Regions from separate parts of the Homo sapiens genome. Here region 2 is linked to region 1. A link is a loop called in an ENCODE intact Hi-C map of the cell type or tissue named here. Cell type or tissue: GM12878. All regions are shown on one strand. Links, peaks and the distances in the headings refer to the core of each region. The heading gives the core; the rest is flanking DNA.

Evidence for each region. Hi-C counts contacts between places; a loop is a spot of excess contacts. Peaks named below come from ENCODE experiments on the same cell type or tissue, not always from the same donor. Only the 100,000 strongest peaks of a DNase experiment are listed, where the experiment ranks them.
Region 2: it touches region 1 in a loop (3-fold over the local background); 1 of 110 quality-filtered maps calls a loop at or near these places.

The regions. Positions count from the first base shown.
Region 1 is chrX:109,375,504-109,391,927 of GRCh38, forward strand. It overlaps GUCY2F (guanylate cyclase 2F, retinal), which reads right to left. Exons shown (of 20, transcript NM_001522.3): 14 at 16,408-16,424; 15 at 12,986-13,160; 16 at 9,681-9,779; 17 at 6,615-6,709; 18 at 576-664; 19 at 395-483. The coding sequence ends at 396. Among named protein-coding and RNA genes, the nearest start is that of GUCY2F, 98 kb to the right of the region's middle. In GM12878, for the core only: a CTCF peak has its summit at 9,486 (motif pointing left); no DNase peak of the experiment used is centred there.
Region 2 is chrX:109,179,627-109,196,050 of GRCh38, forward strand. No RefSeq gene overlaps it. Among named protein-coding and RNA genes, the nearest start is that of GUCY2F, 290 kb to the right of the region's middle. RefSeq lists enhancers at 3,739-4,306, 4,874-5,441. In GM12878, for the core only: no CTCF peak of the experiment used is centred there; DNase peaks (open chromatin) are centred at 5,275 and 8,277; H3K27ac peaks cover 390 bases.

The sequences.
Region 1 (16,424 bases), core at 5,519-13,518:
GTAGTCCTACTGCTATTGCCTAGACAGATGTAAGTCTCTAAAGATCTGATGTGGCTCACCATGTGGCCCAGGTGCTCAACAATAAAAGAGACAGGTGTACCTGCCTGATAATTGGATAGCAAGGCCAGCTTTGTTAGCATTCAAATATGTTGTCAGGGCAAGAGGTAAGGGTCTCTCTCGGGCCAGGGCAGACAATTTCCCACAGGTGCAGCTCACCCTGCAGCAGGCCTCCCCACAACAAGGTTTTCACCCATTTTATTAGAGCTTGGAAATTCTCCAGCTCCATCACACTATGCCAACAGAGTATAGGCTGACACTGGCACGCATGCCAAAGGAAGCCCCAGATTTGAAAATTTGGCAAGCTGCTGTGCTCTGTTTTCCTCCTGGCCATTACCTTATGGCTTGTTTCTCACCAACTGCCTTTCTGCTTTTCTTCTTTGGAAGGCTGCAATCTCCACTGGTTGCAGGCCATGGCCCACTTGCCTGCAGGGCAGGGGAGACATCAAATAGGTAGTGAAGAAAGTGTGGCAGAGTATGGCATAGGAAGACTCCAATTAAATGTGAACTCCACTTACCCATCTTTGTCCACTGGTGGGGGCACAGGAAGGGGCTTCATGAAGCCTTTTTTCCCAATCAGCCAGAAGGTTTCCTCTGTGCCTTTGCCCTTATTATAGAAAACATAAAAAATCTTAAGCCTGCTATAATCAATTTTCCAAAAGAATATAAGCATTCAGGTTGGCTCAGAAATTGCCTCACCACTCCCTGGAGTCTTCCTCCCTACGGGGCTGAGCCAGAGCAGCCAGATGAAAAGTGAACACTATATCAAGCTGTCATCCAGATGTTTTGTCTACCGCCACCATACAGCTTCATCATTGGGAATGTGTGGATGTTTGGCTTGACAGCAACCAAATGTCTGGATGCTCAGTTGAAGATTTTGCTTATCATTTGTGCCCTGATCTTTTGGCATTAGGTAAGCCATTGTCTTCTGTATCTAGAGTACATATATTCAGATTCTACCTACCCGCTTACCGTCTCATTCAATGGCTCTCACCAAACCCAAAAAGAGAGTAGAAATGGAAAACAGGCTGTTAAATTTTAAGCCTAAATTATCCTGGCTATTTTGAGAGGTCTACATTTGTGCAGTGTTCTTTTCTTCCAGCCAAGGGACTCTTACAGGTAGGGTAAGACTCCAGGTTGGCCTCCATCTATAGGTCAGTTACTTGGTTGTCAAGAACCACAAGTCTCAGAAGAGAAAAGGAGTGTAAACTCAAGCTAGTCACCCCAGGGCCTGAGTGATGACCTCAGAGGAGTCAAATTTTCTGCCTCTGTTCTGCCTTTCTCTCTTTCCAGTAAACTTTCCTCTCAATGTGCTTCTCTCTCCTCCTTTCAATTCTCTTTCATCTGTTCTCTCATTTCCTCTAATCCATAAGAAAAAAATGTGTTTACCAAGACTGAGAAAAGTAATGGGATGTGTTTCCAACTCATTAATCTGAAATATGGTCTCACTCACAGCAGCTCTCATTTGGAGCAGTTCTGAATTGTTTAACTTAGAAATTCCAATTAGATTTACCCCTTTAAATATCAAGTCCACTGTTCCCTATTTTATATCACATATATTTATCCCTTAACAATAATGACAAAAACCATAATAATTAGCACATTTAATTGGAGAATCTCAAAGCATTTTGCAAATATTTGATTCAAGGCTTGAACAAGCCTTCTATGAGGCAAGTAGAAAGAGCATACCACTATAGTCCAACCTCCATTAACTGGCATCAGACTCTCCCTAAGCCTCAAATAGTTCAAATAATTGGACTATTTGAGCCCACTCTGTTTTCAGAAGAGGTAAGCAACTTGAAAATATATTCCATCACTCATTCTTTCATTTATTCCACTCCTCCTGTACTAGGGCTGGGAATACAGAGATGGTTCCATCCTTAAGGAACTCACAGTACAGTTAAACACAACCATTAGGCCATGTTATAGGTTCTAAACACATGAAGCCCAACTCCTCTGATTCCAAAGCTTTTTCTTTTTACACAGTACCTAGTGTAGTGTCTTATACAGACAGTTGCCCAGTAAATAATCAGACTGTTTCATTAATTGAAACTCTCAGCCCTTGTGCACTTGGAATACTCAAGACACCACTGGATCTTATTTTGGAAAAACATGCTATTAAAGTTCAAACTCAAGGGCCCCCCACCCTCAGCCATATTTGACTGTTTGTCTTGAGATCTAGAGGCTAACAGAACAGCATGCCAATCCCCAAGGGAGCTTTGTAGAGGGATTGTCCAAAGATTTGGGTGGGTCTTAGGACACACTGGGATGCCAAAACTAATGGTTGCAAAAGAGGATAGAAGTGTTATGGACTCAGGCAAGCTTCCAAATCAAAGAGTATGCAGGGGAGCTCCAGGGGCTCTCTGAGGTTTTGGAGTCCATCCAAAAGAATTCTTAGAATCCCAGTTCTCTGTTTACCTACCTGACTTCCACAATTTTGCTAAAGGGAGAAAAAGAGAGAAAACAAGTATGGCAACAACTAAAGCCTGAACCAAACTCTTTGACCCAATATCAATCCCCAAGCAGTCCTAGAGATCCCCCATATAAGAGCATCTTACTTTGGCATGATGCTTATGAGACATTTTGGTATCTCCTATCTTATTTAATCCTCACAAAAATCTGGAATGTAGGTTAATTATTAATCTCATTCTGCGAATGGGGACACTGAGATTCCTGGAGATTAAATGACTTGTCAATAAATAGGCACAGCTGGGACTTGAAACCAGCTCTACTAGACACCAAATTTTAAATGCTCTTCCTTCCATACCACAAAGCTTCTCCAACACACTGGAGTCAAAAGGCAGATCTAGAGGCCAAAAAGCAACTATTGGGAAATTTGAAGCTTGTGAGATTAATGAGCTTCCTGATAACCACAAGTCAGATGAGGCCTCTATGTGGACAAACGAAAGCACAGAGAGAGGGTGAAATTACTTGTCTGATGTCAGACATTAAGTCAGTGATGGGGCAAGAATTTGAGGCAAAACTTTCTGACCTTCATGGATCTGTCAGTACAATCTCACTATTTCTTAATTGCCTGTCTGTGTGCATGTGTGTGCTCATAGACATGCTCATACACACACTGCTTGTGTGTGTATGCTGGGGTTGGGATATGAGTGGGAAAGACTGGGGAAAATAAAACAAATACTAATACTTAGGAACCTGAGAACCAAATACTGTTTAACCCCAGAATTCAAAGACAAGTTCAGAAAGTGCCCACTTCTAGAATGTAAATTAGTACAGCCATTATGGAAAACAGCATGAAGATTCCTCCAAAAAGTTAAAGTAGAATTACCATATGATCTAGCAATTCCACTTCTGGGTATTTACTCAAAATATTGGAATCAGTCTGTCAAAAAGATATCTGCACTCCCATGTTCATTGCAGCACTAGGCACATTAGCCAAGTTATGGAATTAACCTGTTTATCAACAGATGAATGGATAAAAAAAATTTAGTGTATACATACAATGGAATACTATTCATCCTTTAAAAAGAAAGAAATTCTATCACTTGTGACAACATGAATGGAATTGAAGAATATTTGCTAAGTGAAATAAGCCAGGCACAGAAAGGCAAATACTGCATGTTTTCACTTATATTTGGAATCTAAAACAATTGAATTAATAGAAGCAGAGAGTAGAATGGTGGTTACAGAAGCCAAAGGTGGGTGAAATGAACAGATGATGGTGTAAGAACACAAAATCTGTTCAGTGAGGAAGAATATGTGTGATTTTTTCAGCTCTATTGCATATCATGGTGAATATAGTTAATAATGCTGTACATTTCAAAATCACTAAACGAATGCATTTCAAATGTTCTCACCACAAAAAAAAAATGTTAAGTATTTGAGGTGATGGCTATGTTAACTAGTTTGATTGAATTATTCCACATTGTATTAATAAATCATAACATCACTTTGTACCCCATAAAGTACACAATTATTAATTGTCAGTTTACAATAAAAAATTACAAAATATTTTTAAAGTGTCCACCTCTGGCAACAACATAAACTGGCTGAAGAGCAGTCATTTGAGAAAGTCTCCCCAGAATGTAAATCTACCTAAAAGTTTCTGGTAAATACAGCTGATAAGCCTAGATATATACAAAAATCTCAGCAAGGAGCCCCACACTTGTCAGAAAAATAGTGACTGAAACAGGACTCATGTACGAGAAAAGGTAATACAGTGATTTATCACTAGCCCACAAGGCGAGAAATATTGAAAAAGTAGAACTGGCCAGTTAGGCATTGATAATTTGTTGCCTGTATAGTACAAGAGGGGCTTGAAGTGGGCAATGGGCAGTGGGCCCAAGAGGCTGAGCTTCTCATCTCTAAATGAGTCCTCCCCCAAGCTACTTCAGCTTCCTCACTTTGGTCTCTTTCTTTGTAACCTCAACCCAGCCAATTACTCAACTGCCCTATGTTCTCCTCTCTCACCCAATTAATCCATGTTTTTGATTCCACTAAGGGAAATAACGTAAAGTGTCATCAACCTAGTGGAGGAGATGGCGTGGAGGGAAGAAGGTTCTTACTGGATATAAACCTTGAGCCCAAGAGAAAAGGCTTTAATGGAGGAATTTCAAACATCAGTCAGCTGGAAGGAAAAGACATTTCTAGCCATCAACTTTGAAATCACACCGGGCTCACCATCAAATGTGATATTTCTGCCCCATGTACTAGAGCAACTCTTGCTTCCAGTAGCACAGAGTGGATGAGGAGTGAAAATATTGAATCAGAATTTCTGAAGTGTGCTGGCGACATGGTCTTATTGGGGGTATATTGCATGTCCCTGGTGGACCAGAAACCCCATGTGCCCCAGCCCTTATGATGCAAAGTACAACACCTGTTTCTGGTGGGGAGGTAGAGGGTACAGACACAGAAAGGATCTCTCCTCCTCTCCTGACCTTTCCTTGGGCCTTACTTCCTCTCCTCTTCCTTGTTCCCTTGCCCCTTCCTTTCCTCTGAGGCGCCCTCTTCTCTTCCCTCTTAATGTCTCCTCCTCATAAGGACCCTGCCACAACAATAATCCAGGCCCAATGTGGCATCAGAGAAAGGCTCTTCTTCCAACTTGCTGTGAAATGTTCCCAAATTCCCTGGGGTTGGGGAAACCATGAAGCTGCAAAGGGCCCTTTTGAAGTTAAGTCCTGATTTTGTACTTGAAACACCCAAAGATGTGAGTGCTCCTGAATTGAATTTGTGGGACAATAAAAACCATTGGGACAGGGATGCATTTTCGTTTTTCAGTTTCAAAAGTGGCAACCCTTCAGCTTTTAAATGAGGGGCCTCTGCCCAGCAATGCAGAGGAAAAGGTCTTCAGGAAACCAAGCTGCATTTCTACTCCTCTGTTGAAATATGACAGAATGTATAGAAGGATCACAAAAGCTTTGGACAGTTAGATTCGCTGCCCAAGTAATATCCCTGTCCCCAACATTTTACTGTCTGAGTTCTCTGCAAGAGGTGGGAAAGGAGCCTCTGTCCCCTTGTAAGTGACTCATCCAACCTCCTGGAAGATACTAATGACCTATTGGAAGGAAAAAACTAGGACTAGCCATAGGAGGAAGTTGTCAACTAGAGTTAGACCTTCCAAACTTTAACATCTGAAATCTAGCTACATGTAACTTGCCACTGTTTAGAAAAGGAATGCCAAAGTCAGAAGCTAATTGTGCATCACTTAGTGCCCTGCTCTTGCTTTGCCCAAAAATAGTCACTGAGAAAATCATCTTTATGCAGCATGGTGTCATGGAAAGGTCACTAAAAAGGAAGTCAGGCTTCCTGAGTCTTGACCTGATTCTGCTATCAGTTGACTGTGTGACCCTGCTCAAACTACTTCACCTCTCTGGACCTTGGTTTTCATCTGAAAATGAGGGAGTTACATTATTTTATCACTGAGCTCTTTTACAACTGGGTCAACCGGTGGTCTTTGGTCATTCAGAAATAGATAAATAGAACACAGTGGAAATGGCAAAAAAAGAAAACTAAAATTATTCTAATCCTATATCTCAGGTCTAGTGATAACTCTAACAGGGAAAAAGGGGCTACAAAATGTTTGCCTTTCATAGAAACTGACTTTGTTCCTCCTGGTTTCTTAGGGAAAGAAAAAGTCTCTCTGCAAATAGTGTGCCAATGGGTGCCTTTCACCCAGGAAGGGTGGCCACTGAGAAAGTGAATAGAAAATCCAAACTCACAATTACTATGGCTTATTGAACAATGTCTGGCACTGCCAAAGAGTGAAAAAATGTAGGTTAGAAAATGTAAATAATAGTGCAGCTCATTGGAAAGCCAAATTCTGTGCAGTTCTTTAAGAGAGAAAGATACAACTTACAGTCTGAAAAATGCAGAAAAAATCTCAATACTCCTCCCCACTGTAGCCATATTTTAAAGAGAAGAAAATTGAGGCAAAATGGAGCAATCTTTTGGGAACCCCAAATGGGGCTGAAGATTCTGCCCAAGTTATAGCTCTGAGTCTCAGACTCCCAGGTAAACTCTTTCAGCAGACCATGACCTCTCCAGAAGCAGGTGTATCCAAGTAGTCTGGCTCAAAAAACAAAAAGACATTATACCTTGAGCTCTGTTCTTCCTCGAAGCTCCACTTCATAGCCCTCACTCAGATTTTGAAGAATTGTAACAGTGCTGAGACTGACATGAATGCGATAAGCTGCAAAAGAAGGAGAGACATGATTTGGGCTCCTTTCTCACTGGCAAAATTAATGAGAAAATGTCAATGTAATAAATGTCTTCACTTGTAAATGAACTAGACCATTAGCAACGTCCTGAGAGAGGTTTACTTAGGGTTTCACAAGAGGAGGAGACGGAGTGATGGCCTTCTTCACCAGGCCGAAATAAGGCATTAGTTGTAGCACCTATCAGCCTCCTAGACACTATCTTAAATGAAAGGCCATGCAATAGAAAGGTGTTAATTTAACTCAAAGGTTGAGATGGAGAAACCAGCATCTACTGTGCTCTCAGCTGAAACGTGACGTCATTTGAAGAAAGCTTGACTTCAGCAGCTTCTTTCACAGGCTGCTACTATGGCTGAACTCTCATGCTTTACATATCTTAGGCAAAATGATGTCTTTTCCATATGCATTCTTACAACTCTCTCTCAACATTGCTACACTTAAAAATAAAACATCAATGAGAAATATCCCAAGAACTCTTTCAACAAATATTTTATGAAGACTGTACATTTATAGCTGACGTTTGGGTGGGGGCACCTAGCTGTGTTTACACATGAATGTACTATTTTCTAACCAATGATCTCAATCTGGGATAAGAGATTTACATAGGGAACTGCCACGTTAAAATTTTATTTAGAACCTAAGGGTAATTATTTGATTAAGAATAATCACTTGTTCACTCAGGTAAGATCCTTGACATTTCTAAAAACTGTCACCCTATGAAGTGAGACCTTGTTGAGGTTGAGTCTTAAATAAAAGTCCAAGGCTAGTTTTCACACATGCTTGAGAAAATCATTTTTTTTAAAAAAAAAGCTGATTACAACCTGAGTAGGAAGGCATGGCGGGAGAGAACTGCAAGGAGTTTCTGCTGTGTATACTCACAGTGACTTTCTTTCTCTTGATAGCTCAGTACTGTTGTTTGTTTGTGCCTTCCTCATTAACTCATGATCATCCAAAGCCCTTACTCAAAAAAGGTTGACCTATTCCTAAAATACACATGCCCAGCCAGTATATTCCTAGCCAGTCCTATGTGTGCATCCCACAAGCATCTGGTCTTCAGGGAGCCTTTCAGTAGAGTAATCTTGATGGTAGGGAACACACAGCTTAAAAGAGAGATAGCTCATACCAACCACCATCCACTTGTATGGTAGGGAGAATCACTCCAGGACTGGGTCACGAGTCACTTCCATTCCAGAATCTCAGTGGTTTCAACTGAGCACAAAGGAGATATTGATGAAATAATTTTTTTATTAATAGATATGTGACATGTCCTGATTTCATATCCAATGTGAGGAGAGGCTACCTCTCTACAGATCTCCATTCAGTTGTGGAGCTTAATGTCATATTTGGGTCATAGTCATTAGCTTTTAGAAAAGCACATTAACCAGCTCCTTTAGCACAGAGAGCACACGCGTATACTTCTTTGTATGCTTCACAATAACTTCCTTGCACAGTCAGTGCTTAATAAACACCTGCTGTGGGTGATTCACTCCATTTTCTTCGTTCTAGCTGATCACTGGGCAAGGTGCTGTCTACATCTCAAAATTCAATTTCTGGTCTCAACTTTGTATTTCCAATGTGAAATGTGTGGAGTTTTCCCTGGTTCAGACCAGAATATGACTTCAGCCTTCTACAAGCTTACATCAGTCCAGAATACTGTGCCAAATCTGCATTGCAGTTCCATGATAAATTTCACTTCATCTTGGGTTGCACTTCAAGAGTAAAGTCATATGCAAAGTTATATTAATGCAGCAGTTCCTGGATGACTACTTCCATGGCCTCTGCCATATCTAAGGAGTTTGAAGACTTTCCCAGATGTCAGAAAATTTATTCTGACAACAGCTTCTAAGTTCCATACTGCCTCCTTAATCATGGCAGCACAGGCTAGATTGACTAAGACTGGACCCATTGTGTAAGCCTGTTTCTACACATGAGTGATGGGAAGTGGGGTCAGACAGGGCACCACCCACTGTGATACAGTCCACCATAACATCAGGGACTAGTTTGAGTACAGTGCTGAAGCTTGGGAAGAACTCGTCTTGCCAGAGTTAAGCCCTTCTAAGGGCTTAAGTGGTTTCTTCCCTTTTTTGGTACAAAATCCATGAAAAATGAAAACTGCATATAGAATTTAATGTTATTCTCTATGCTTTTCCTATAGTAGCATAAAAAATGCTTTGCTCAACCATGATATAAGCAAAAGGCACATTGTGATTCTGTAGTGGTAGTAAATAACCGAGTAAGAGTTGAGCCAGCATCTTACAAACAACAGACAAATGGCATATGGTTTGTACAGTTTTCTTTTCAAAGAAGCAGAGAAGAAATGGTATCTTTGATAGTATGTCTGTTTTGATAGAAGCTAAGGGTTTTATATACAGGGAAGTTGCAATAAATTATTTCAGAATTCCAAGCTACTTGGATTGAGGGATTATTGCTAGCTAAATTGTAGAGGCTATTTGATGAAGCCAGAACTCCTGGGGTCCTAACTGGTTCAAAAAGGGGACTGCAACAGCAAACAGCAGCCAGCTGGGAGGCAGCTGGCTTCAGTGCGTCTCCACAAACTAGTTGAAAAATGGAAAATATTAGTCCCTTATGTAGTTCTTTTCTCAACATGACTCCCACAAACCCACAAGCCCGGCCAATTTTTTTCTTTACCCAAAATACTATTTTAGCTGTTTTTATCAAATTGAGTGGCTGTTTTGGTGTCACTTAGCTACAGCTTCATTTCTAGAGAAAGAAAGGTACATGTTCAGTCCAACATCACCCCCTACTGGTTTGCCATTAGAGACCAGGAAAATCCGTGATAAATCTTAATCTTCTCAAATTATCTTTTATTTTTCTTTAAAACATTGAAACATCAAGTATCCTGCTCTCTTTCACCTCTCTGAAGAAGAATCACCTTCTCAATAGCAGAGTGGTGCCATCCTATCCATCTCTCTATTAGGTACTCACGTAAGCCTGTAGATTCCATCCGAGAAGCTGTGTTCACAGTGTCTCCAAACAAGCAGTATCTGGGCATGGTGAGGCCCACCACTCCAGCAACAACCGGCCCTATAGAGTATCAGGGGGTTGGAATTACAGTCAACAGGTATGCACCCAATGCTAATAGAGGAATAGTGCAAAGAGGAAGGAATGTATCTTTGTAAAAGAATAAAAGTTGCCATCATATAGCTCTGTGAATCTGAAGAAAGACACAATGAGTAGTGAACTCTTTGCCCTACAAGAAAGCAAATTTATAACAATGCAGACATGACTGCCCTTCTGATGTATACCTTTGTTCCACGTAACAGTTACACCTGAGATGCTTATATTTGTCAACAGGGACAAACAAGTATCAAACCCAAACCAGAAAGGCCTGGGCAGGGATTCAGGGTCCAAACATGTTTGTTGTAAGGAAAAAAATGTGACTTTTTCTTGTGCCTTAGGGTTGGAAGAAAGGCTTTCATGGGTTTATCTGGTTCCCAAACTGTGTCTATCAAGAGAATTATTCTAAAACATTTCAAAAATCTGAAAACAAATAGAGCTGACTTTCAATTATCTGTGTTGGGGCATGGAAAAGCAGTATGTATATATAATCAAAGGATATTTTGCATTTAGCATTTTTTGTTCTTACATTTTAATATGGCTGTGTTAAGTGTTCAAGGTAATTGAGAAAACTTCAGCAGCCGTACTGAAAAGTCAGTTTGGGAGTATCCAGAAAGTTCTTCACCTTCAACTTTCTGGTTTCTGCTCTGATTTTGTTTTCCTAAAAAGAGATAGGGGGTCTCACCATATTTCCCACGCTGGTATCGAACTCCTGAGCTCAAGTGATCCCCCCACCTCGGCCTCCCAAAGTACTGGGATTACAGGCATGAGCCACCATGCCTGGCCTTCTGCTCTGTTTTTACGGCTAGGCACCAAGGGGAATAAAAAAGAAATGTAACACATAGTCTCAGTTCTCCAGGAATTTATAGTCTAATTGAAGAGAAGATACTATCAAAGAGGAAGCAATTAAGCAGTAACCCAAGACAACATATGGCTGAGGCAAGAAGCACAGACAGAGGTGCTATAATAACTCAGAAAATGGGAGGAGGTGCTTATTAGGACCTGACTCAATCAAGAAGGGTCCAGTGGAGAAGGTAGGATTTGATCTAGGTCTTGATGGGTGAGTAGGATTTGAACAGTGGAAAAGGGACATAAATCAAAGGCTTGTGGTTGGGATTGTACAGGGAATTTGGGAAGCTCTTAGAGAGAACAGTCTGCCTAGTTCACATGGCTCACGAGAAACTGGAGACAAGGTTGGATTAAGTGGGTTGTACAAGATGGAGGATCTTGAACCACTAGAGAATTTTGAGCAAGGAATTGCATGATCTTTTTTCTCAGATCAGTGTATAAAATGCATTGAAAGGGGAAAATGTAAAACCAGGAAAACCCTCCAGATGGCTGCTGCAGTAATCCAAGCACAAAGTACTTAAAAGGAGGCAATGATAAGAAGTGGATGGCCATGAAGAAGTAATAAGAGAGACGTAAAAGAATCAACAGATTTATTGGCTGTCTGATTGACAACCATGAGAAAATTGCCATGAGCTTGTGAGTTTATGCTGATTTGTGGGAAAAGATGACTTGAAGTTTTAAATATGTTAAATTTGAAATAATGGTGAACCCTACAAGAAGAGGTATGCTGAGGGGGGTTGGAAATGTGAAACTGAAGCACAAATGACAGATGAGGGCTTTTCTCTAAAAGAAAAAATCAAACGCCTGCTATGTGCTAAGAACTCTGGATACAAACATGAGTAAGATATGCTTCCTGCCACCAAGGAGCTTAAAGCCTAATGGAAGGACAGACAAGGAAACACAGATTATGCTGATGACTATGAGAAGGATGGATGGTAAGAGGCAAGAGTGAAAGCAAGAAGATGCTATTGCAGTGATCCAGGCAAGAGATCTTGGTGTCCCAGGCTTGGGTTGTGAGAGTGAATAAGAGACAAGAGAGATCAATAAATATTTAAAAGGTAAAGAGTGTTCAAGACTTAGTAGTTAGTTGAACGTTAAAGGTCAGAGTAAGGGAGGAGTCAAAGAGAATGACTCTCAAGACTAACTGGAGTAACTAGGTCAATGGTGGTACCACCAACTGAAATAGAGAATAAATATAAGAAGAGCAGGAAGTTTGTATGGGTAAAAAAATAATTGTTTTAGATGTGTCGAGTCTAAGGTCCATGTGGAACATTCAGGTGGGCATATCAGCAGGAATTTTGATATAGAAGGCTGAAGCTTAAGGGAGAAGACTGCACTAAAGCTGTGGAGTTGGAAGTCATCAGCGTACAAGTGGTAGTTAAACCACAGATATGAATGAGATCACCCATGAGAGTATGTAGGAGGAGAAAAACAGTGGATCCTGACAGAACACTGGAGAAGACCAATATAAGGGACAATTAGAGACAAAAGGAATTATCAGACAGTGGTAGGAAATGAAAGTCAGGTTGCTGTGGGTTGAGTAATAAATTAGAGGTGAGACATGCAGACAGCAAAAAGATCACAAGACTGAGAGCTTTGCAGAAAATGTTAGAGAACAGGAAGAGTCAAGAGAACCAGTAAATAAAGTGAAAAGCAGCATTCACAGAGTGAGGAGCATGTCATAAAAGCCAATTGAGGAGCATTTTAGGGAGGCTTGTCATGAATTCCAGATGCTGCAGAGGTAAAGGCAGACAAGGACCGGGGAAAGTGGTGAGAACTGAAGTCAGATTGCAAAGGGGCTAAGGAGGGAGTGGACAGTGAAGAAATGGCACAGTGGATGTCATTCATTTTTTTAAAGAAGTTTGGTAGGAAAGGGGTGAAAAGGATGGGGGAAGGAAAGGAGCCTAGAAGAGCAGAGCAGAGAGAAAAAGGTGGGGAGTGGATACAGAAGCAAGAGGAGCTAGTAGGTAATGAATGTGGGAGGAAAATAATTCAGAAGTAGGGATTTTAATTAATTAAATGAATTATCCTAACTACAACATATACCTGTTGATCTTGTAGCATAGTCAAACATGGAAATATTGCCTCTAACCAAAATGGTAGATTAAAAGAGTTTAGTACCTGGAACAAGGAGCTGCTGCCCACTGTGTTAGTGCAGGTACTGGGAGGAGAGTAAATTTGGGTAGGCATAAAGGAATTATGCAGCCCGGACACCTGGATAATCCGGTGGCCAGGAATCAGGGGAGAGCTATCTTTTTCCCTTTCTTTTTTAGTCTTCCTAGAGGCGCATTAGAATGTTTCCTCTTACTTTAACTGGTTATTACCTGAGTGAAGGCCAATTCGAATTCGGACCGGCACTTCTGGCATGTGCCGCATCTTGAAAGTGCCCACAGAGCTCAGGATATCTAAGGACATGTTTGCAATCTCAGCTGCATGCCTACTGCCATTCCTCTTTGGGAGGCCTGAAGCCACCATGTAGGCATCTCCAATGGTCTCTACCTGGGAATTAGGAAAAATAGAATTAGCAAACAACTTATTTGTGCTTCTTTTTAGCACAGAGCTGTAAGGGTATAATGGAGGCCAGGTGGTCTTGTTGTAAAGTGAGAAAGGCAGAGAGGGACTGTCAATGATCCACAAGTCTGGCTGCATGTTAGAATTGCTTAAGGAGCTTTATTAAAAATACTGAAGTCTAGGCCCCACACCAAGAGATTCTGAAATAAGTGTAGCTACCTCACAGGCTCCTGATTGACCTTAGAAAAATACCAGGCTCTGAGACATTTGGGGAGAAGAGAAAAGGGAGATTTCTGGGACTGTCCCTAGGGTGTCCATGGGGGAGCATCTTAGGAGAAAGTGCCTATGATGCTTCCCAGCAAATGTTTCTATAGATTATTTGGGGTAAATAAGCTAGGGTAGCCTTAAGGAAAATATAGGGAAGGGGAAAGGAAGAACATTCCCTCTGCTTTGCCTTGCTAATACGATGAAGTTAGTTTTGCAGGCCTATTGGGTATGAGAACTGAGTCTCTTTCCACCAGTTACCTCCTCCTCTCCTACTGCTACCTCCCTGAGGAGCAGCAGTACTGGCCCTCAACTGCTTTGCAGGGGACGGTTAGGGCTGGACACTTGGAAATAAAGCCAAATCTATGTTCCTCACCTTCCCCACAGAAGTGTGCTCACTTTTAGATAACCAGTAAGTTGAAACTTTTTGGGTAAATCCAAAAAATAACTAAGCTGAAGGGACTTTTTATGAAATGCGCCAGTCAGACTGTGTTACTACAAGTTTGAATCCAGTTAAAACCCATGTGTTCCCAGAGAACTGCACTCACAGAATACAACAGTTAAGAACATGAAACTCTGAAGTTATACCATCTTGATTAGCATTTAAGATTCAACACTTACAAACTGTGTGGCCATGGGCAAATCACTTAATCTCTCTGTACTTCAGTATCCTTATCTGTAAGATAGTGATAATGATAGTAAAAACTTCGTAGGGTTTTCTAAGGAATAAATAATTTAATATATGTCAAAGCATTTAAAACCTGCCTATTGGATGATACTATATAATTAGTTCAAGCTATCACCATCATCATCATCAACATTATCATCATCATCATCATCATTATCAAATAGGTACATCTTGAAACCAGCCCTGGAACTGTGGGTATGATTCAGCTCCAGAGAAAGAAGTTTAGCAATCAGCAATAGGCTCCTCATCATGAATTACTATAGCCAATAACAATAATCCTTTCAATCTATAGGACTTTCTGCCTCAACATGTTTCCATCCAAGGTCTCCCTTACCTTGTGCAATTTGAGGAAAGGATACCTACCCTCAGATAGGCATGCCAGCCTGCACACAGGAAGGAAGGATTACAATGTAAATGCTACATGCAAGGGGAAGTCAGTGGCTGGCCATTATCAGAGATTAGTTGTTGACCCTTTAGCTTTGATGAGTCAGTCACCCAGGAGGCCCCAAGGATATGGATGAGGAGATTAGAAGAGCAGGGAGTATGGGCATGCATGGTCTTGGTGTACAGACTGCTGTGGAAAATTGTGGGTTGTGTCAGTCAACACAAGGGTGCTGAGGGAAAAGGAGGTTTAGAAAAGGGTGCGATTGGGATGCAGATAGTGGCAGGAAAACTGAAACTGAATCACTAACTTCATAATTCTACAGTAGCCTTCTCACTTCCATTTCAGATTATCAAGTACCAGGGGAGGTGATTCAAATTTTACAGGTAAAGAAAATAAAAACACAAATGAGTTTGGTCATTTGCTGCTGGTTCAATTTTTATTTCCTTTGCACTGTGCTGTTTTTAATAAATAGGGCTGAAAAAAATAAATTTCATTTTTGGATTTATATAGCCCTGCTCTGTTCTGAGAACAGCCCATTAACTCCCTACTGCAACCATTAAGTACCAAAATATCTAATGGCCTATTGCTAAGACCCCCAACAATTGTCTGAACAGAATCAGCTGGATTGATTAAACCAGTAGCTGTGTTACAGCCCACGCTGAATCATCTTTGATTTTAGTTTCAACTGAATTAGCTTTCAGTGATTTGTTTTTCTCTTCAGGCTGCTTGAGTTCAACAAGTTAAGACAGGTACTCTGATTCCATGGATTTTTCCTGCATCGTGGTTTCCATGTGTGCTTCTTGATTAGCTTGCAGCTCCTGCTGATTGACAGGTATGATGTTTATTTCTGAGCCCTATTTAGGTGGCTTGGCCTAGCCCTGAGGCTCTCTATCTGACCTGAAAAGGCCCTGTCTAATCTGAGATAAACACACTTTCTTGTGTGTGATTTGAGAGCTAGAACATTTCAGACTACTGTGAAGAATCCAATGAATGGAGCTACTCATTCTCCAGCTCTACTTTGGTCCTGGGACAGAGAAGCTGTCTAAAGTTTAGGATGCCTGGGGCATCTTTCTCCATCAATAAGACAAGTATCCATGATGCAGACAATGTAGAAATGTCCCTGCACAGCTATGAGATTTTTCGTCATTTTTGCCTAGAGACAAGACAACATATGTAAAAAAAGGTAAGGAGGCATGGCATCAAAATTAGTCAATGCAGTCATTTTGCAAACTCTAATAGAAAGAGTGAAAATTCAAAGGCTGGAGGAGTGAGAGAAGGTGGGAACAGGGGCTTGCCACCCCACAATTAATCACTTCCCCAGACCTCAGACCAATAGGCAGCTTTTCGGTTACCCTGTAGCAATCCCAAAGAGCCTCGAGTCTAATATTTCCCTGCTATAATGTCAAGTTCTCTCCATATAAAACAGTACCTGAAGGAGGAGACCAAATTTTTATAGCATGTATTAGATCTACACAAACCTTACCAAGATGAACTCTGTAGCAGTCACCACCTATGGGCAAAACACCAATACTTCCTCTTTATCCCCTTCAGTGCCTAGTACAGTACTGCCTACACTATTAGTACTCAGCCACTGATGTGCAATAACTCTCTTGGTCCCAACATCTTCTTAGTCCCAATTCTAGAAAAAAAGTTCAAAAGAAATCTGACTGGCAATCTTTTGCTGGGTTGAAAGTTGCTATTTTGTAAATTGGGAAATTACATGCATTCTACCCGGCTCTCATTTCCAGTGATATACCAATGGAAGGGGTGTACTATTTAATTTGTTATTCCTAAATAACAATATTCCATAAATTTTATTCTTCAATTTTAGAATACATATGGATGGGCCTCATATAAAAATTTCACTATGGAATATATTTTCCTGCTAATTAACCTACCTTGTAGACATCATGAC
Region 2 (16,424 bases), core at 4,328-12,327, 200 kb before region 1:
TCTCCCTTTTCTTTAAACTTGCCTCCTTAACTATAGGCAACTTTCCACCCTCCATTCCTCCTTCTTCTCCCTTAGCCTGTGTTCTTAAGAACATAAAACCTCTTCAACTCTTACCTGACCTAAATCCTAAATGCCTTATTTTCTTCTACAATGCTGCTTGACCCCAGTACAAACTTGACAGTGGTTCCAAATAGCCAGAAAATGGCACTTTCAATTTTTCCATCCTACAAGATCTAAATAATTCTTGTCATAAAATGGGCAAATGGTCTGAGGTGCCTGACATCCAGGCATTCTTTTATACATTGTTCCCTCCCTAGTCTCTGTTCCCAATGTGACTCATCCCAGATCCTCCTTCTTTCCCTCCCACCTGTCCCCTCAGTCCCAACCCCAAGCATCGCTGAGTCTTTCTAATCTTCCTTTTCTACAGACCCATCTGACTTCTCCCCTCCTCACCAGGCCAAGCCAGTCCCAATTCTTCCTCAGCCTCTGCTCCCCCACCCTATAATCCTTTTATCACCTCCCCTCCTCACACCCGGTCCAGCTTACAGTTACATTCCGCTACTAGCCTTCCCCCACCTGCCCAGAAATTTCCTCCTAAAAAGGTGGCTGGAGCTAAAGGTATAGTCAAGGTTAATGCTCCTTTTTCTTTATCTGACCTCTCCCAAAATCAGTTAGCGTTTAGGCTCTTTTTCATCAAATATAAAAACCCAGCCCAGTTCATGGCTCATTTGGCAGCAACCCTGAGATGCTTTACAGCCCTAAACCCTGAAAGGTCAGAAGGCCATCTTATTCTCAATATGCATTTTATTACCCAATTTGCTCCCGACATTAAATAAAGCTCCAAAAATTAAATTCTGGCCCTCAAACCCACAACAGGACTTAATTAACCTCACCTTCAAGGTGTACAGTAATAGAGTAGAGGCAGCCAAGTAGCAATGTATTTCTGAGTTGCAATTCCTTGCCTCCACTGTGAGAAACCCCAGCCACGTCTCCAGCACACATCTCCAAACACCTGAACTGCAGCTGCCAGGGGTTCCTCCAGAACCTCCTCCCCCAGGAGCTTGCTACAAGTGCCAGAAATCTGGCCACTGGGCCAAGGAATGACCGCAGCCCAGGATTCCTCCTAAGCCATGTCCCATCTGTGTGGGACCCCACTGGAAATCGGACTGTCCAACTCACCTGGCAGCCACTCCCAGAGCCCCTGGAACTCTGGCCCAAGGCTCTCTGACTCCTTCCCAGATCTTCTTGGCTTAGCGGCTGAAGACTGATGCTGCCTGATTGCCTCGGAAGCCCCCTAGACCATCACGGACACTGAGCTTCGGGTAACTCTCACAGTGGAAGGTAAGTCCGTCCCCTTCTTAATCAATACAGAGACTACCCTCTCCACATTACCTTATTTTCAAAGGCCTGTTTCCCTTGCCTCCATAACTGTTGTGGGTATTGACGGCCAAGCTTCAAAACCCCTGAAAACTCCCCCACTCTGGTGCCAACTTGGACAACACTCTTTTATGCACTCTTTTTTAGTTATCCCCACCTTCCCAGTTCCCTTATTAGGCCGAGATATTTTAACCAAATTAGCTGCTTCCCTGACTATTCCTAGGCTATAGCCACACCTCATTGCCACCTTTTCCCCAGTTCAAAGCCTCCTTCGCATCCTCCTCTCGTATCCCCCCTCCTTAACCCACAAGTATAAGATACCTCTATTCCCTCCTTGGTGACCGATCATGCACCCCTTACAATCTCATTAAAACCTAATCACCCTTACCCCCGTCAATGCCAATATCCCATCCCACAGCATGCTTTAAAAAGATTAAAGCCTGTTATCACTCGCCTGCTACAGCATGGCCTTTTAAAGCCTATAAACTCTCCTTACCATTCCCCCATTTTACCTGTCCTAAAACCAGACAAGGCTTACAGGTTAGTTCAGAATCTGCACCTTATCAACCAAATTGTTTTGCCTATCCACCCCATGGTGCCAAATCCATATACTCTCCTATCCTCAATACCTCCCTCTACAACCCATTATTCTGTTCTGGATCTCAAACATGCTTTCTTTACTATTCCTTTGCACCCTTCATCCCAGCGTCTCTTCGCTTTCACTTAGACTGACCCTGACACCCATTAGGCTCAGCAAATTACCTGGGCTGTACTGCCGCAAGGCTTCACAGACAGACCCCATTACTTCAGTCAAGCCCAAGTTTCATCCTCATCTGTTACCTATCTCAGCATAATTCTCATAAAAACACACGTGCTCTCCCTGCTGATCATGTCCAATTAATCTCCCAAACCTCAATTCTTTACAAAACAACAACTCCTTTCCTTCCTAGGCATGGTTAGTGCGGTCAGAATTCTTACACAAGAGCCAGGACCACACCCTGTAGCCTTTCTGTCCAAATAACTTAACCTTACTGTTTTAGCCTAGCCCTCATGTCTGCGTGCAGCGGCTGCCACTGCTTTAATACTTTTAGAGACCCTAAAAATCACAAACTATGTTCAACTCACTCTCTACATTTCTCATAACTTCCAAAATCTATTTTCTTCCTCACACCTGATGCATATACTTTCTGCTCCCTGGCTCCTTCAGCTGTACTCACTCTTTGTTAAGTCCCACAATTACCATTGTTCCTGGCCCGGACTTCAATCCGGCCTCCCACATTATTCCTGATACCACACCTGACCCCCATGACTGTATCTCTCTGATCCACCTGACATTCACCCCATTTCCCCATATTTCCTTCTTTCCCATTCCTCACCCTGATCACGCTTGATTTATTGATGGCAGTTCCACCAGGCCTAATTGCCACACACCAGCAAAGGCAGACTATGCTATAGTACAAGCCACTAGCCCGCCTCTTAGAACCTCTCATTTCCTTTCCATCGTGGAAATCTATCCCCAAGGAAATAACTTCTCAGTGTTCCATCTGCTATTCTACTAATCCTCAGGGATTATTCAGGCCCCCTCCCTTCCCTACACATCAAGCTTGAGGATTTGCCCCCACCCAGGACTGGCAAATTAGCTTTACTTAACATGCCCCAAGTCAGATAACTAAAATACCTCTTAGTCTAGGTAGACACTTTCACTGGATAGGTAGATGCCTTTCCTACAGGGTCTGAGAAGGCCACCGTGGTCATTTCTTCCCTTCTGTCAGACATAATTCCTCGATTTGGCCTTCCCACCTCTATACAGTCCCATAGCAGACCGGCCTTTATTGGTGAAATCAGCCAAGCATTTTTTCAGGCTCTAAGTATTCAGTGAAACCTTTATATCCCTTACAGTCCTCAGTCTTCAGGAAAAGTAGAACAGACTAATAGTCTTTTAAAAACACACCTCACCAAGCTCAGCCACCAACTTAAAAAGGACTAGACAATACTTTTACCACTTTCCCTTCTCAGAATTCAGGCCTGTCCTCAGAATGCTACAGGGTACAGCCCATTTGAGCTCCTGTATAGATACTCCTTTTTATTAGGCCCCAGTCTCATTCCAGACACCAGACCAATTTGGACTGTGCTCCAAAAAACTTGTCATCCCTACTATCTTCTGTCTAGTCATACTCCTATTCACCGTTCTCAACTACTCATACATGCCCTGCTTTTGTTTACACTGCCGGTTTACACTGTTTCTCCAAGCCATCACAGCTGATATTGGTGCTATCCCCAAACTGCCACTCTTAACTCTTAAAGTAAATAATCTTTGCTGGCAGGACTATGCTGAACCTCCTTAGGCACTCTCTAATTAGATGTCCTAGGTCCTCCCAATTCTTAGACCTTTAACACCTGTTTTTCTCCTTCTCTTATTCCATTTAGTTTTTCAATTCATACAAAACCATATCCAGGCCATTACCAATAATTCTAAATGACAAATGTTTCTTCTAACAATCCCACAATATCACCCCTTACCACAAAATCTTCCTTCAGCTTAATCTCTCCCACTCTACATTCCCGTGCCGCCCCTAATCCTGCTTGAAGCAGCCCTGAGAAACACTGCCCATTCGCTCTCTCCATACCACCCCCAAAAATTTTCACCATCCCAACACTTCAACACTATTTTGTTTTATTTTTCTTATTAATATAAGAAGGCAGGAATGTCAGGCCTCTGAGCCCAAGCTAAGCCATCGCATCCCCGGTGACTAGCACATATACGCCCAGATGGCCTGAAGTAACTGAAGAATCACAAAAGAAGTGAAAATGCCCTGCCCCACCTTAACTGATGACATTCCACCACAAAAGAAATGAAAATGGCCCGTCCTTGCCTTAAGTGATGACATTACCTTGTAAAAGTCCTTTTCCTGGCTCATCCTGGCTCAAAAATCTCCCCTACTGAGCACCTTGTGACCCCCACTCCTGCCCGCCAGAGAACAACCCCCCTTTGACTGTAATTGTCCTTTACCTACCCAAATCCTATAAAACGGCCCCACCCCTATCTCCCTTTGCTGACTCTCTTTTCGGACTCAGCCCGCCTGCACCCAGGTGATTAAAAGCTTTATTTCTCACACAAAGCCTGTTTGGTGGTCTCTTCACACAGACGTCCATGAAAATGAGTATCTATTACTTAATTTCACTTTAAGGTTTCAAGTTACCAAAAATATTTTTGAAACTTTGAAGAGTTTATCTATAAACATCTATAGCTATTTTACTTGTTTTTAATAACTATGTTTAAACTATTCATGAAAGTTCTATGAGACATTAAACAAAACTAGTTTTTATCTCATGTTATTTCCCCGTTAACCATTTTTGCAGCATGTGAATGTTAGACATTCTTTCAATCACCTATTCCATTGCCCCAAGAAATTGCTAGCTAGGAAACCCTGAATTTGTACTTTCAAAGGGATGCCTTCCCAGATGAAACAAGTTAAATAATTTGTAGAACTCAGATCTAAACACTGTTATTTGCCAAAAGAAAAAGAAAGGCATATGTAAAGGTCAAATTAAGACAAGATGATCAGAGAAGTACCTTAAACAAAGGTAAGGTTTGTTATGTGAACTTTAAGTCCAATATCTTTACTATTGTAAAAGTTTCTAGTGGTTTAGGTGCAAAGAGGGAAATACCCTTACAAATGGAGATTTCCCATACAGATGTAAATTTCTTTTACAAAGAGTTTCAAAGTAGCTACCTAATTGTCTGGAAGTTGTCTTTTGGAGACCATTTAATTTGATAGGCAGTCTTTTCAACTTTTCTTGTTTCTTAGCTAGACTTCAACTTGAAGCTCATTAATGAGTAGGCCAAAGAAAAACTGGTAGAAACTTACTGGAGCTTCCCCCAGAGGACCTTTGGTCCTGGTGGTTAACATAAAGATTATCAGAAGGTGGGCAGCCTCTTTTAGGGGCTTTCCTCAAAATCTCTGGGGACAATGCCTCTTTCAGTGTCCTAGTTGTTTCTAGGAATGGCAACAATTTTTTGGAAACTGGTGTTTTAGGGGTCATTAATTGGAAAAGTGCCCTGGGGCAGGCCTAAAAGTTATTCTAGGTTGTTGGTTGCCATGAACTGAAACACTTTGGGAATGGCTTTCAAATGGTTATTTAAGATCTTTTGGATTTTGCCTGGGCCATAAATAGACCAAGTAGGGCTTGTCAGGTCCTTGCTATCATTCTCAAGAGAATAATATTCTGCCTCTTTTATCCACTTTTGGGCTTTCTCAGGTCCCACTAACATGTGTATTAGTTGGTATAGAGCAAGTATCATGGGTCATAAGTTATAATTAAGACCCTGAATCCTTTAGATAACTTTTGAAAGTCTTCCTTAATTTTAGGGTATTTTTAAATTATGGCCCTGAGCTCCATTTTTGTCTGGGGACTGTAAGTCACTTGGGGATTGTCTCCAATTTTGGGGTAATTCTAGTCTTATAAGAAAAATGTTTGTTTTTTTCAGAGAAGAAAGGAAATTCAGACAGAGAGTAGACTGTGAATATTCAGGAGTACACTGTGAATATTCAAGCAAAGTAGGATAAAGGGGAGTGGTAGGAGTCATGTCAGTTCTATCATCCTTCGTATGGTAAATACCTTGCATTTTTAGCTTTTTATTAGGTTTTTGCAATGAATCTTTTTTAAAAAACTATGTTAAAATTCTATTGTCTCTTTGAAGCTTCTGAATGCCAACAAGAATCCTGTTCTTTCTGTGTAATTTGGGAGGCTTGGGATTCAAGTGCTCTTCTTACAGACTTGTTCATCTGGAATGTTCCACATAATGGCCATGGTAATTCTTAATTATCTTTTGGAAGATTTTGCCAGTTTCATAAATATTTGTAGCTTCCAAGGCCAGAAATCTTATACACAAAAACAGGGGCAAGTCTAATGGAAGATGGAGTACTCAGATCTTTCAAAATTAAAAATCTCATTTTTATTTTGATCTCGGGTCTCTCAGACCCCAAATGACTTTAGATCTAAGATCTTCTTTACCAACTTCACCAATGATTTTCCAGTTTCTGTCTGAGCAGTCAGATATCTGAGGCCTCCCTTAAGTAAGCCTGCAAGAAAAAAGATCCCACATATCTGCAAATTCCAAAAGCCAGACTTTATGCCCCATACAGTAATAACCACTTACTGCAACTGCTGTCAGTTACCTTTAAAACTGCAGTCCTTTACTCTATCTGCAAATGGAGTGCAATCCAAATTTCTGTTTGGCCATATGCCAGCCGAAATTTGGGTGCAACCTACATTTCTGTCCAGCCATATTCTTACGAGCTTAACTCAAACCTTTTATGGAACCATACAGAAGACATCTCCAAAGAGACAGCAAAATATGCAGCCATTGCCAGTGACTTGTCAGCCACCACAAATCCAAAAGTCATGTGCCCTGCCACAGCACAAACTAATCCTAGGTATCACAAAATCAAATACTCTCTCACAGCACAAACTAGACTTAGTACACTCAAAGCTGAGTATATCAAAGAGCTCAAATGCAAAAGAGAGCAGAGCTCAGATCTGAGAGAAACTTACTCAAAACTCTTGGGGATCCAAGAGGAAGACAGAGTATGCCCTCCAGAAAATGGGTTTAGCAGTGCCTTTTCCTGTGTTCCTCAAGGGGTCTCAGGTCTTCAGCAGTCTCTTTCACATCCCTTCAGGGCCTCCGGATGGGTCAAAAGAAAAAATTACAACAAATTTCATTTAAAGATCTCAATTGGCTTTATTTATGATCTTAGAATTGGGTGACATTAATTCATAAAATAGAGTAAGTGTTCAAATAAGATGAAGAGAAGAAGTTTATAGATGGAGAAGGGCTGAAGAAAACAGAAGGAAAGAACAAGAGTAATAGTTATTTCAAAGATGCATTTCTTATAAGATGAGGACAGGGAGACAGAAGAGTAGAAAAATAACTGATTAGTTAACATTGATTACTTCAAGCTACCCTGTTTTTGGTAAGGATAAAAGGAGAGGGAACTTCATCATGATGCCAATTGAAGATTTAAACTGGCTTGTGTGTGAAACTGGCAGTTACCTCTTTCTCCTGATTTCTGGGAAAGTCAGATAACAACTTAGTTCGTGTTTGGTAATGTGGAACTTTAGCGTGGGTGACTCCATTTTGTTTTTAGTCTGGTCCGTTGGGGCATAGTGCAGAAGCTTAGTCCAAAACAATGGACTCCTATAATTTTTATCTGACAGTACCAATGAAGGGCTACACATGGTTTTGTATTATCTGTAAAAGTTGTTGCGAGTATCCAGGGCTAACTTATTATGCCTTTACTACATGCCAGACCCTGTGCTTGGCCCTTGCCTATACAAGATTTAATTTGATACTAGCCACAACATTAGAGAGTAGCATTTTTTGCCCTTAATTATGAATATGGATAGTGAAACTCTGAGAAATTAGATAGCTTGCCAGACTTCACAGTAAATCTAATATAAAACTGTCTGACTCTGATACCATCCTTTGTTTTTTTAACAAAACTATTGCTCCTTGGGCAACCTCTTATCTACCTATTTATCCTAATGTATGACTATTATTAATGAAAGAGAAAAGGCAGTAAGACAGAAATACTGACAGCCAGTTAGTAAGCTAGAGCTTTGTCCTGCTTAGAGCAGGAGCAAATGAGTCACTTATAAGCAGATGGGGCAGCCCCTTCACTACTCTTCCTGTGTCCTCCCATTCTGAGGCTCAATGTACCTCACAACCTGTCTGTCTGTTTTTCTTCTTTTGCAGTCTTAACACCCTACCTGCTCTGCAATCCCTAGGCTTTTCTCCTTTGTCTCCAGGTCACCCCACCCTCATTTACTTTACTTTCCTTTGAGTCCTACACACTACTACTACCACCTGCCCTCTTCACCATCCCTTGAATCCCTACCCCTACTTCTTTTAGTCCTGCTTTCTCTGTTCCTTTTTCTCCTGCTCATCTTTCAAGGCCCCATTAGGGCCCCATCATCGACTCTGCCCTTACAATGGCTCAGTGGTTTTGAGATGAAGTAAAACGTCACTAATTTGTTCTAATTGGGGGGAAAGGTCAGTCTGCCTTAAATGAAAAGTATGAGTGATAGGATATTTGGAGAGGAAAATGCAATCTCATTACTTTCAAGTACATAAAGTAATCCCAATGACTGAGACAAGAGGATAAAAGGCAAAGCTATACATCTCAGAGATCTGTAAGTGGTTTGACAAATAGACATGGCTCATTTATAATTAGGACATTCAGTTTGGGGATACAAATGCTGCTGCTGAGGTTTTCACACTGAAGTAGGCTAATATTTCTCTTGTGTACACAATAAGCTTGTGAAGAGAACTTTTTCATCATAGATATAGGTACAATCTCATTAGAAGGGTCCAGTATTTCAAACCCACTTTCTTATGTCACGTGGCCTAGAGGAAGAGTGCTTTGTTCAATCAATTTCCAGAAGGAGTAACGGTGAACAACACCAACAACAAATACTCATTTCTCTAATTTCTTTCTATGCAAGAGTTACTATTAATGAAAAAAATACCCTGTTGGGGTTACATTAGTTATGGGTGGGGATGCAGAGGTGTAGGGGAAAGAACTGAATGAACACAAGCTGGGCAGCATGTAGTCAAATGACCTTAGTTTGGAATCCATTAATTTGGAATTGGTGAAAATCAAGGAACCAGCCTACTTTATTTTTATACTCTAAGAAGCCAATTTGCCAAGCTAATTACAATGGTAAACAAATTTTTCCTGCAAAGATTTATAAAATTCTTTAAAATTTCCATGCATTGTTCAATACTTTAAAAGTACTCCCTTCATTTATTTATAATTGTTAAGCTAATTAGCTAAACTTCCTACCAGTATTTGAAAGCAGATCCCTGGAGGAAGTCCTATTAGGAAGCCCTTGGTTAGCCTGTTTCACCTTATTATGTATGAAAATTTTGAAAAAATACTTATTTTATTTTCAAATAGCTTATCATTAACATTTTCCACCAAATCAAACTAGTCTTCCCTCATTTTATCTTTCTTACAGCTCAGCAATATTTTTCCCTGGACAACTAAACAGCAATGGAAAGAGATAGCTGCTGTGTTCTACCAAGGTCTCTCTGAATCATTAGGAGGGCAGGATTGCTGAATTATCATGCATCCTGGCCCCCCAATCCCTGACAATGTGGAGACATGTGAGTAGTTGGTAAAAAGAAACACTGCATTATATTTTGGCTTGCATCTTAGAGGGCTTTTCAGGCACTCAGAATACAGATGTGCCTTATTATGAAACTATATGAATTTCTGGGGATTTTCTTCAGCTACAGGAAGAGTCAATTGATGTGAAACTACATTTCCTAAAAGCCACAAATTAGAGACTACTTCTTACAATTATTAGATTCTTCAGCTTTACCCCAAATGATTCATAGAAAGATTCCTTGACATTGTTCAGCAGGCCAAAGCTGGGGAGATAAGGGAACAGCTTTTATTTACAAACCATTAGAAGTACATTTAAAGGGAACTTTATTGGAAAGTCACTTGAAATGCTGAACAGGGTCATGAAGCTATTTCCAACAACTATTCTGAATTTTTATGCTTTTCAGCTCATACAAACACCATGCATGGGAAAGAACACAAGGATTCATTAGCAGAGTCTACTGAATGGGGTGAAGCTACTGGATTCAATAATAGTGATGCATACCTGGCAACTTTCAAGGCAAAGTCAGATGAAAGCCGTTGCCTTCAAATTTCAAAGGGAAATGTCCTATGGACTGTTGGAGGTGAGAATATGATTTCTATTTTACACTTTAGGAAGATGACCATGTCCAGGTGCCCCCCTTTATTCCCCCAAATGCCAAATTAACATGATATTTTAATGGTGGCATAATCAAATTGTATGTGATGCAGACACAGACTAATATTTTTCAGAAAAATATTTGTTCTTTTGTTTTCTGCTTTAAAATGAAGCTAAGCTGCATTCTAAGTGTGTTTTTGTTCATATTGAGGCTCTTATCTTTTCTGTGGGTATATTCACTTTAGACTCTAAAATGTAAATCAACAGGAAAATGGGATTTTGTTTACAAATTTATGCTTACAAGAAAGCATGGATAAATCTGTCAAATGACCAAAGGAATTTATAAAAGAGTACAACAAAGGTAGTTAAGTATACAAATTGAAGAATTACTGACCAATGAAATTATTTGGCATCCCCTTTTACTATACATTTTCTTAAATGAGCTATATCTAATTTCTGGAGGTAGTCCTATGCTTGGGCTTTAGGATTAGAATCAGAGACATTCTGAGTAGAAAGGGAACTTAGAGTTTACCTAGTCCAGTAATTTTTTCCAAACTTATTTTCTTTAAATTTCTTCAATCAAAATCTTGTTTGAAAACTCAATACAGAGACCTGGTAATAGGGGTGAGTTTCTAATTAAAGTCGGGGTTGAGGGGCTTGAAGCCTACCTAATCCACTCCCTTATCACTACTTCCCTACATTTTCTGACTGAAGTCTACAGAAACTAAGTGACTTGGCCAAGTTTGCCCAGTGAATGATAGTGGATCTCCTATTTTTTCTTTAATTTTCTTTATTTCCATTTTCTATTCTCTTTCACCTCCAATAACACACACACACACACACAAACACATATAACACATGCATGCACACACCATTCTAGGTAGTCAGAAGAAACTTCTGCCTCTCATAAGCCACTAATATCTCATTGAGAACATTTGCATTTTCAAAGAGAAAAGTCAGAAGGAGGCAATGTTGAAGCTAATGAAATGAGTCACTAAAGATAGCATGACAGAATTACGGCAAATTTTGCTGTGTGTGGGCTTTCTCAAATCATACTTTGTAAGCATCCTCATCTTTGTCCAATATTTAAGGATAGCTCTGCTGACTTATTTAAAAATAATGGCCTTGGAAAAAACCTCAGTAGCAATTTGCATTTAGACCATCATTGTCTTGAGAGTTGAACAAGCAGAATGAGGGTGAAAGGTGTTCCTATGCTTATCTAGCAAGCTTCCACTTTACTGCACTTCTTTCTGAATCGGTGCAGTGTTCCAGAATATATTGCTTTGTTTCCTCTATGGCTAGGAGATAGGCCTAGGAGACAGGCCTAGTGAGTAAGTGTGGTGTGAGAAAGAGACAGAGACACCCATGGAAAGAGATAAACACACAAAGACACAAACACAGACATAAATAGATGCACACTCATATATAGAGACACACAGTGAGAGGCACATAAACATACAGAGAGGGAGATAAACATATTCATACACAGAGAAAGAAGAGAGAAAGAGATACAATGAGTGACAATGATGGAATGTGAAAAAAAGAGAAATCAAGAAACAGTGACACACACACATATACATATATACACATCCAGAGGGGGAAATTGAGAGAAAGTATGATTGAAACTGAGAGACTGAGAGAGATATATACAAATAAATAGAGTGGGAGGCAGATATACACAGAGAGACAGAAAGATAGAGAGAAAAACTTAGAGTGAAAGAGAGACTGAGAGTGATGGGGAAAAGCTAAGACAAACAGTGGGGAACAATCATGGTGATAGAGAAAGAGAAAAATCATTCCCGTTCTATTTTCTTCCCCACTGAAAACTTTTGGTGTCAGGTTTGTGTGTGTGTGTGTGTGTTCCAGCTTATATGGAACACACACACACACACACATGCAATCTGACCGTAGAAAATATTATATTGTTTTTCCCAGATTGCTGGCAAGATGGCCGAATAGGAACAGCTCTGGTCTGCAGTTCCTAGTGAGATTAACTCAGAAGGTGGGTGATTTCTGCATTTCCAACTGAGTTACCCAGTTCATCTCATTGGGACTGGTTGGACAGTGGGTGCAGCCCACAGAGGGTGAGCCGAAGCAGGGTGGGATGTCACCTCACCCAGAAAGCACAAGGGGTCAGGGAATTCTCTCCCCTACACAAGGGAAGCCATGAGGGACTGTGTCATGAGGAATGGTGCACTCCGGCCCAGATACTACACTGTTCCCATGGTCTTCGCAACCCACAGACCAGGAAATTCCCTCCAGTGCCTATGCCACCAGGGCCCTGGATTTCAAGCAGAAAACTGGGCAGCTGTTTGGGAAGACACCAAGCTAGCTGGAAAAGTTTTATTTTCCATACCCCAGTGGTGCCTGGAACTCCAGCGAGACAGAACTATTAATGCCCCTGGTAAGAGGGCTGAAGCCAGGGAGCCAAGTGGTCTGGCTCGGTGGATCCCACCCCAATGGAGACCAGAAAACTAAGATCCACTGGCTTTAAATTCTCACTACCAGCACAGCAGTCTGAGATGGACCTGGGATGCTCGAGCTTGGTGGGGGTGGGGCGTCTGCAATTGCTGAGGCTTGAGTAGGCGATTTTAGCCTCACAGTGTAAAAAAGCCACCAGGAAATTTGAACTGGGTGGAGCCCACTGCAGCTCTGCAAGGCCACTCTGGCCAGACTGTCTCTCTAGATTCCTCCTCTCTGGAGAGGGCATCTCTGAGGGAAAGGCAGCAGCCCCAGTCAGGGGCTTATAGATAAAAATCCCATAACTCTAGGAGAGAGCACCCAGGGGAAGGGGCAGCTGTGGGAGCAGCTTCAGCAGACTTAAACTTCCCTGCCTAACGGCTCTGAAGAGAGCAGCAGATCTTCCAGCATAGCATTCGAGCTCTGCTAAGAATCAGACTGCTTCCTCAAGTGGGTCCCTGATTCCTGTGTATCCTGATCCTGACTGGGAGAAACCTCGCACTAGGGGCAGACAGACATTTCATACAGGAGAGCTCTGGCTGACATTGGGCAGCTGCCCCTCTGGGAAGAAAGTTCCAGAGGAAGGAACAGACAGCAATCTTTGCTGTTCTGCAGCCTCCACTGGTGACACCCAGGAAAACAGTGTCTGGAGGGATCATCCAATAAACTCCAGCAGACCTGCAGCAGAGGGGCCTGACTGTTAGAAGGAAAACTAACAAACACAAAGAAATGCATCAACATCAACAAAAAGGACGTCCACTCAGAGACCCCATCTGAAAGTCACCAACCTCAAAGACCAAAAGTAGATAAATCCACGAAAATGAGGAGAAACCAGGGCAAGAAGGCTGAAAATTCCAAACACCAGAATACCTCTTCTTCTCCAAAGGATCACAACTTCTTGCCAGCAAGGGAACAAAACTGGGTGGAGAATGATTTTGATGAATTGACTGAACTAGGCTTTGGAAGGTGGGTAATAACAAACTCCTCTGAGCTAAAGGAGCATGTTCTAGCCCAATGCAAGGAAGTTAACTAAGAACCTTGAAAAAAGGTTAGACAAATTGCTAACTAGAATAACCAGTTTAGAGAAGAACATAAATGACCTGATGGAACTGAAAAACACAGCACGAGAACTTAGTGAAGCATACACAAGTATCAATAGCCGAGTTGAACAAGTGGAAGAAAGGATATCAGAGATTGAATATCAACTTAATGAAATAAAAGCAGAAGGAAAGATCAGAGAAAAAAAGAATGAAAAGGAACAAACAAAGCTTCCAAGAAATATGAGACTATGTGAAAAGACTAAATCTATGTTTGATTGGTGTACCTGAAGGTGACGGGGAGAATGGAACCAAGTTGGAAAACACTCTTCAGGATACTAACCAGGAGAACTTCCCCAACCTAGAAAGACAGGCCAACATTCAAATTCAGGAAATAAAGAGAAAACCACTAAAATACTCCTAGATAAGAGCAACCCCAAGACACATAATCATCAGATTCACCAAGAGTAAAATGAAAGGGAACATGTTAAGGGCAGCCAGAGAGAAAGGTTGGGTTATCCACAAAGGGAAGACCATTAGACTAACAGTGGATCTCTCTGCAGAAACCCTACAAGCCAGAAGAGAGTGAGGGCCAATATTCAACATTCTTAAAGGAAAGAATTTTCAACCCAGAATTTAATATCCATCCAAACTAAGCTTCATAAGTGAAGGAGAAATAAAATCTTCTAAAGAGAAGCAAATGCTGAGAGATAATGTCACCACCAGGCCTGCCTCATAAGAGCTTCTGAAGGAAGCACTAAACATGGAAAGGAACAACCAGTACCAGCCACTGCAAAAACATACCAAATTGTAAAGACCATTGAGAATATAAAGAAACTGCATCAACTAATGGGCAAAATAACCAGCTAGCATCATAATGACAGGATCAAATTCACACAAAACAATATTAACCTTAAATGTAAATGGGCTAAATGCCCCCAATTAAAAGACACAGACTGGCAAATTGGATAAAATGTCAAGACCCATTGGTCTGCTGTATTCAAGAGACCCATCTCAAGTGCAAAGAGAAACATAGACTCAAATTAAAGGGATGGAGGAATATTTACCAAGCAAATGGAAAGCAAAAAAAGCAGGGGTTGCAATCCTAGTCAGTGATAAAACAGACTTCAAACCAACAAAGATAAAAAGAGACAAAGAAGGGCATTACATACCAGTAAAGGGATCAATGCAATAAGAAGAGCTAACTTTCCTAAATATATATGCACCCAATACAAGAGCACCCAGATTCATAAAGCAAGTTCTTAGAGACCTACAAAGAGACTTAGACTCCCACACAATAATAGTGGGAGACTTTAACACTGCACTGTCAATATTAGACATATCAATGAGACAGAAGGTTAACAGGGACATTCAGGACTTGAACTCTGCTCTGGACCAAGCAGACTTAATAGACATCTACAGAACTCTCCACTCCAAATCAACAGAATATACATTCTTCTCAGCACCTTATCACACTTATACGAAAATTGGCCACATAATTGGAAGTAAAACACTCCTCAGCAAATGCAAAAGAATGGAAATCATAACAAACAGTCTTTCAGACCACAGAGCAATCAAATCAGAAATCAGGATTAAGAAACTCACTCAAAACCACACAACCACATGGAAACTGAACAACCTCCTGAATGACTACTGGGCAAATAATGAAATTAAGGCAGAAATAACAATGTTCTTTGAAACAAATGACAACAAAAACACAATGTATCAGAATTTCCGGAACACAATTAAACCAGTGTTTAGAGGGAAATTTATAGCACCAAATCTCCACAAGAGAAAGCAGAAAAGATCTAAAAATCGAGACACTAACATCACAATTTAAAGAACTAGAGAAGCAAGAGCAAACAAATTCAAAAGCCAACAGAAGACAAGAAATAACTAAGATCAGAGCAGAACTGAAGGAGATAGAGACACAAAAAAAATCCTTCAAAGAATCAATGAATCCAGGAGCTGGTTGTTTGAAAAGATTAACAAAATAGACAGACAACTAGGCAGACTAACAAAGAAAAAAATGGAGAAGAATCAAATAAACACAATTAAAAATGATAAAGGGGCTATCACTACTGATCCCACAGAAATGCAACTACCATCAGAGGATATTGTAAACACCTCTACACAAATAAACTAGAAAATCTAGAAGAAATGGATACGTTCCTGGACACATACACCCTTCCAAGTCTAAACCAGGAAGAAGTCGAATCCTGAATTAGACCACTAATAAGTTCTGAAATTGAGACAGTAATTAATAGCCTACCAAACCTAAAAAGTGCAGGAAAAGACAGATTCAGAGCCAAATTCTACCAGAAGTACAAAGAGGAGCTGGTACCATTCCTTCTGAAACTATTCCAAACAATAGAAAAAGAGGGAATCCTCCCTAACTTATTTTATGAGGCCAGGATCATCCTGATACCAAACCTTGGCAGAGACACAACAAAAAAAGAAAATTTTAGGCCAATATCCCTGGCAAACCGAATCCAGCAGCACATTACAAAGCTTATCCACCTTGATCAAGTTGGCTGCATCCCTTGGATGCAAGGCTGGTTCTACATATGCAAATCAATAAATGTAACCCATCACATAAACAGAACCAATGACAAAAACCATGCGATTATCTCAATAGATGCAGAAAAGGCCTTTGACAAAACTCAACACCCCTTCATGTTAAAAACTGTCAATAAACTAGGTATTGATGGAACGTATCTCAAAATAATAAGAGCTATTTATGACAAACCCACAGCCAATATCATACTGAATGAGTAAAAG